Linked DNA regions of Homo sapiens: region 1 is linked to region 2. A link is a contact called in ENCODE POLR2A ChIA-PET data. All regions are on one chromosome and are shown on one strand. Each heading gives the region's core, a stretch centred on a gene start or an enhancer-like site at or near the end of the contact. The rest is flanking DNA. Distances are from core to core; before and after follow the strand shown. Region 1 overlaps SEMA3F-AS1 (SEMA3F antisense RNA 1). Region 2 has its middle 6.3 kb from the start of RBM5.

Evidence for each region. ChIA-PET counts read pairs that join two places held with the same protein, here RNA polymerase II (POLR2A).
Region 1: POLR2A ChIA-PET joins it to region 2 with 12 read pairs in IMR-90. The contact joins two enhancer-like sites. POLR2A ChIA-PET finds 5 or more read pairs at or near these places in 11 of 52 experiments (CD4-positive, alpha-beta memory T cell, GM12878, H1 and 7 more).

What each region holds. Positions count from the first base shown.
Region 1 is chr3:50,137,470-50,140,169 of GRCh38, reverse strand. The region is part of intron 1 of SEMA3F-AS1 (SEMA3F antisense RNA 1); the gene reads left to right. Among named protein-coding and RNA genes, the nearest start is that of SEMA3F, 17 kb to the left of the region's middle. Within about 2 kb of position 1,432, at least 3 of the 41 ENCODE cell types and tissues checked have a DNase peak (open chromatin) inside an H3K27ac peak, as active enhancers do.
Region 2 is chr3:50,081,233-50,083,932 of GRCh38, reverse strand. No RefSeq gene overlaps it. Among named protein-coding and RNA genes, the nearest start is that of RBM5, 6.3 kb to the left of the region's middle. RefSeq lists enhancers at 1-370, 1,208-1,708. Within about 2 kb of position 1,417, at least 2 of the 41 ENCODE cell types and tissues checked have a DNase peak (open chromatin) inside an H3K27ac peak, as active enhancers do.

The DNA.
Region 1 (2,700 bases), core at 183-2,682, 56 kb before region 2:
ACTGCTGGAGACTGCCAGCCTGGGGGGCCTTTGCTGCCTCTGTGAGGACTCTGTTGGTCGAATGAGACCCATCCTTCCCCGAGGGATGGGACAACCCATCTGTAGGACAAGCTGCTTTCAGGAGGGGTGGCAAACGGGTGCGCCTTGAGGCTTCTACGAGGGCACGAGGCCATAGGCCAGGTCCCTCTCATACCTTCTGCCCTCCCCAGTTTCCCAGCATCCTCCTCTGCACTCCTGGCTGCCATCCAAGCACACCCATGGAGGGTCCTTGTACAGGGGCAGGGCCTGTCTGCTTCCAAGGGGGCAGGGTTTACTCCTCAGAGTCCCTGCCCTAGTGCCCTAATTCATAAGATACTGAGGCCCAGATACTGAGGGAGAAGGCTGTGCCCAAGGTACCAAGGAGCTGAGGGCTTCAGCCTCCCAGGGTCCTCACCAGCCTTTCTCCCAGGCCCCCATGAATGAGCACTCCTAGAAGGAGGAGTGGGCTCAGGGATGGTCCTGGGCCATCCCTAACCCTCCCCCAAGCCCTGCCTGGGGATTCCCTGCCCCGATGGGCTGCGGCTCCTCTAAGGGCTTCTCTGGGAACAGATCTGCTGAGCCAGTTTGGGGGATAGAGCGGTAGGGGTGCCGTCAGGGGGTCAGGTGGGTTGTAGGCAGGGGCTCCAATCTCCCCCAGGAGCTGTCTGTGCTCCAGGTGTTAGGCAGGGCTCTTGGCTACCCCGCCCCCACCAGGTGTGGGGCTTCCAGCAGCCCAGAGGCCCCTTTGTCCTTTATCGTCTCTGCCTCCTTGGTGGCAGCATACAGATAAGCATCCCATTTGGGGCTGAAATTCCAGCCTGGCTGCCCATTCTACCACCTGGGGGGCTTGGGGCTGCCAGTTACAGCTACACCCTCTGTCCTGCCGTGGGACCCACCCAAAGTGTCCAGTCCACCCAGCACCTCCAGCTGCACATTTTCCCCAGGACCCCTCCCCAGCCTTCGCACTGGGACCTGCACCTCTCACCCCCTTGGCCGTAGAGGTGCATGTCCCCCTGCCTGTCCGTGCACACAGGCACGTATCTCATTACCCCCGGCCCTCTTCTTGATGACAGTGAGCCACTTTGACGCCCCTTCCCCTCCCCCTATTCACACCCCACAGAGTTGGGGCTGGGAGGTTCGCCCAGGGGCCCCTGACCTACCAGTGAGAGGCTGACACAGAAGAGCTGACCCCTGTGTGATCCCAAGGACCCCAGGGTGACCCCCAAAGACACGCATCCCCGAGACTTCCTCAACCACCCCTCTCAGGGACTCTCCATCTCCATCTCCCAGCCCCGTCTCAGCCTCTCTTCTTCCCTGTCTCCCCCTCCCCCCTCATTAAGCCTCCTAAACCCGCCAGCTCCCTGAAGCAGGAAATTGCATTCTGCCAAGATTAAATGGGCTTGAACGCCCTGCCTCTGCCCGCAAGGGAGGGGAGCTGAAAGGAGCCAAGTTTGCTGGGGGTGGGGTCCCTGGGACACTGAACCCCAGGTTGGAGAGGGGACTCAGAAAGGTGGAGTACTTCAGGATGGGGTAGGGCTCCCTGAAGGGCAGAGGGGAGAAGACAGGGTCTGCAGGGAGGCAGGGAGCTGGGGATGTTGGCCCCTCCCCACTGCAGGGGGAATGAGGAGCCAGGAGGGGAAGTCACTCTGTGGGGGTGGGGGCAGATTCTGATTAAGTGGGGGAAAGGGGGAAAGGGTGGAAGGAAATGGTGATTGGGAGGTGAGAGAGGATGCCTGTCAGGTTGAGACCTGACTCACAGGAAATGGGAAATGAACTTTGAGGGGTGTACTCTCTCTCCAAGGGGTGCATTTTGGAGTGCCCAGAGGGAGGGGCTGGTACACTCTCACTCCCCACTGGCACAAGGTCTAAGAGGAAGGGTACAGTCAGAGACCCCTGTGTACCCTTGGGCCATTGAGGAGCTCACACACAGCTCTACAGGCAGCAGGACCCCACAACCCACCCCCTGCGCTGTCAGAAAGTCTCCATCAGGATACAGAGAGCACTGAAGTCAGGCAGGGAGAGAGGCATTGAGGTCAACACCTCCCAGCAGAGGCCCAGATCCCATTGTCCACAGCAGCCCCACACTCCATAGACTGGGGGGACAATCATCCCCACTTCTCAGCTGAGAGAGCTCTGAGACCTAGCCAGGCTTCCCTCCCTCCTCTCCCCATCACAGGGCCCCCTAACAAGGCCAATTCCAGATGTGAGGGGAGTGGGGAAAGAAGATATGCCAGCCCCTTCTTTCTCCAGGTGGGCGAGGGCAGGCACAGCTGGGCTGTGTGGGCCTCAGATGGGCGCCTGAGTCTAGGTCAGGCCTTCAGAGCCTGGTAAAGCCAAGGGGACTGGAGCCAGGGCTGGAGGAGCAGGAGGGAGCACAGCTGGTCCCAGGTGGTCAGGCATCATCCCTGAGAGCACCTGTCCTGGAGAGTCATGGCCAGGGGTGACGATGCTTATGGTGCACCCCTGGTGTGAGAGCCTGTCCTTGCCATAGGGGTGGGGGTGGGCACTGGGACACTGGGAAAGACAGCTCGGCTCAGCCGGTGTGGTGGTGGGGAATGCAGGGCCGTGGGAAGAGTCTCTGAAGGGAAGCAAAGGCCAGAAAAGGAGACAGGTTGTCTGGGGAAGGCCCAAGAGAACCTCAGCCTGGCTGAATGCGGGCAGGCAGTGGTCAGCCATGAGGCT
Region 2 (2,700 bases), core at 168-2,667:
TGTATCCACTCAGGGTTGAATGGATTAAGGGCGGTGCAAGATGTGCTTTGTTAAACAGATGCTTGAAGGCAGCATGCTCATTAAGAGTCATCACCACTCCCTAATCTCAAGTACCCAGGGACACAAACACTGCGGAAGGCCGCAGGGTCCTCTGCCTAGGAAAACCAGAGACCTTTGTTCACTTGTTTATCTGCTGACCTTCCCTCCACTAATTGTCCTGTGACCCTGCCAAATCCCCCTCTGCGAGAAACACCCAAGAATGATCAATTAAAAAAAAAAAAAAAAAAAAAAAGATTGTCTTTTCTAGTTTCTGAATGTGAAAAAAAAAGTTCCCCTCTTTAATGAAATCATGATCATGTTTTTTTAAAAAAATCTCCTACCACTTGGCAAAAGAAGAGACTGGTTCACATGTTTTGGTTCCAGGCTGGGATCTATTGCTCTAGAAGATAAAGAAGAAAAAATTGTATGAAAGAATTCTTGCCTATACCAAGAAACCAAATGACTTCTTTTGTCAAAGATGGGCTTTGATGAACTAAGGAAGAGATATAATCAAAATTCAATCCGACAAGTATTTTCTATAAATCTATGAGCTCAGCATTATTTATTCATTTATTGAGTACCTGTGCCATTATCATTAGGCCCTGTGCCAGGCCCTAGGGATAAAGTAGTGAAGAAAATTACTGAAGATCTCTGCTCCGGCATCAAAAGCCTCAGGGAACTTCCCAGGGACATCACAGGGTGACAGTTTTCACCCCCATTCTTACTTTAATCAGTACCCAAGTGTTGTGCTGAAACCCTATTAACGTCAACAAGGGAAGGAACCAGGTTCAAGAGGCTGAAGAAGAGACCTAGAGCCAGCAAATGAAATGTGAGGTTTTATTACTTTAAATGACAAAAACCGTGAATACTTTATCTCCAACCTTATATTAGGGGCTTACATACAGAGAAAAGAGCCCAGTGGCAGTGGGCTGGAAAGGAGAACCACCTTACGTACAGAAATGGTCCAGTGGTGGCCAGACGTGGTGGCTCACACCCGTAATCCCAGCACTTTGGGAGGCCGAGGCAGGTGGATCACGACGTCAGGAGTTCAAGACTAGCCTGGCCAAGATGGTGAAACCCCGTCTCTATTAAAAATACAAAAGTTAGCTGGGTGCCGTGGCAGGTGCCTATAATCCCAGCTACTCGTGAGGCTGAGGCAGGAGAATCGCTTGAACCCGAGGGAAGGAGGTTGCAGCGAGCCAAGATCGCGCCACTGCACTTCAGCCTGGGCGACAGAGTGAGACTCTGTCTCAAAAAAAAAAAAAAAAAAGAAAGAAATGGTCCACTGGTGACGGCTGGATAACAGGAAAACATATCCGCATGGCCCAGTGCCAGTGGGCTGGGCAGGAAAACCGCAACCGCCTGCAAACATCATGCAGCGTATATAGCATATTCACTTAATAATACTCTCTCCATAATGACCTCCACCTAGCAAACTTCATTTGCCCCAAAACTCAGGGCCTCAATCTCCTGTATGTCCCGTGTTCCATGTGACAGACTAGGGGCTAAGATGTTTATTATAGGTAAGGAACTAAGCTCTAGTTGGTCACTCCCAGATTCCCTAGTTGGGAACACACATTCAGGTGCATCTGCCATACAGGGTTATTCTAAGAGTAGGCTTAAATTATTGCTCTCAGGCCTGGGCGTGGTGGCTCATGCCTGTAATCCCAGCACTTTGGGAGGCCGAGGTGGGCAGATCACTTGAGATCAGGAGTTCGAAACCAGCCTGGCTAACATGGTGAAACCCCGTCTCTACTAAAAATACAAAAATTAGCCAGGCATGGTGGTGCGTGACTGTAGTCCCAGCTACTCAGGAGGCTGAGCCACAAGAATTGCTTGAACCTGGGAGGCAGAGGTTGCAGTGAGCCGAGATGGCCCCACTGCACTCCAGCCTGGGTGACAGAGCAAGCAGAGCGAGACTGTCTCAAAAAAAAAAAAAGGCTGGGCACGGTGGCTCACGCCTGTAATCCCAGCACTTTGGGAGGCCGAGGTGGGTGGATCACGAGGTCAGGAGATTGAGACCATCCTGGCCAACACAGTGAAACCCCACCTCTACTAAAAAATAAAAAAAAAAAATTAGCCGGGCATGGTGGCAGGTGCCTGTAGTCCCAGCTACTGGGGAGGCTGAGGCAGGAGAATGGAGTGAACCCAGGAGGCGGAGCTTGCAGTGAGCAGAGATCGTGCCACTGCACTCCAGCCTGAGCGACAGAGCAAGACTCCGTTTCAAAAAGAAAAAAAAAAAAGCTATCAGGTGCTTTTTTTTTTTTTTTGAGATGGAGTTTTGCTCGTTGCCCAGGCTGGAGTGCAATGGTGCAATCTCGGCTCAAGGCGACCTCCACCTCCTGTGTTCAAGCGATTCTCCTGCCTCAGCTTCCCGAGTAGCTGGGATTACAGACATGCGCCACCATGCCTGGCAAATTTTGTATTTTTAGTGGAGATGGGGTTTCTCCATGTTGATCAGGCTGGTCTCGAACTCCCGACCTCCCGTGATCCACCGCTTGGGCCTCCCAAAGTGCTGGGGTTACAGGTGTGAGCCACCAAGCCCAGCTGGTACTGCTTTTAAAAGTATATTAAGGCTAGGCATGGTGGCTCAGGCCTGTAATGTCAGCACTTTAGGAGGCCCAGGCAGGCAGATCATTTGAGGTCAGGAGTTCAAGACCA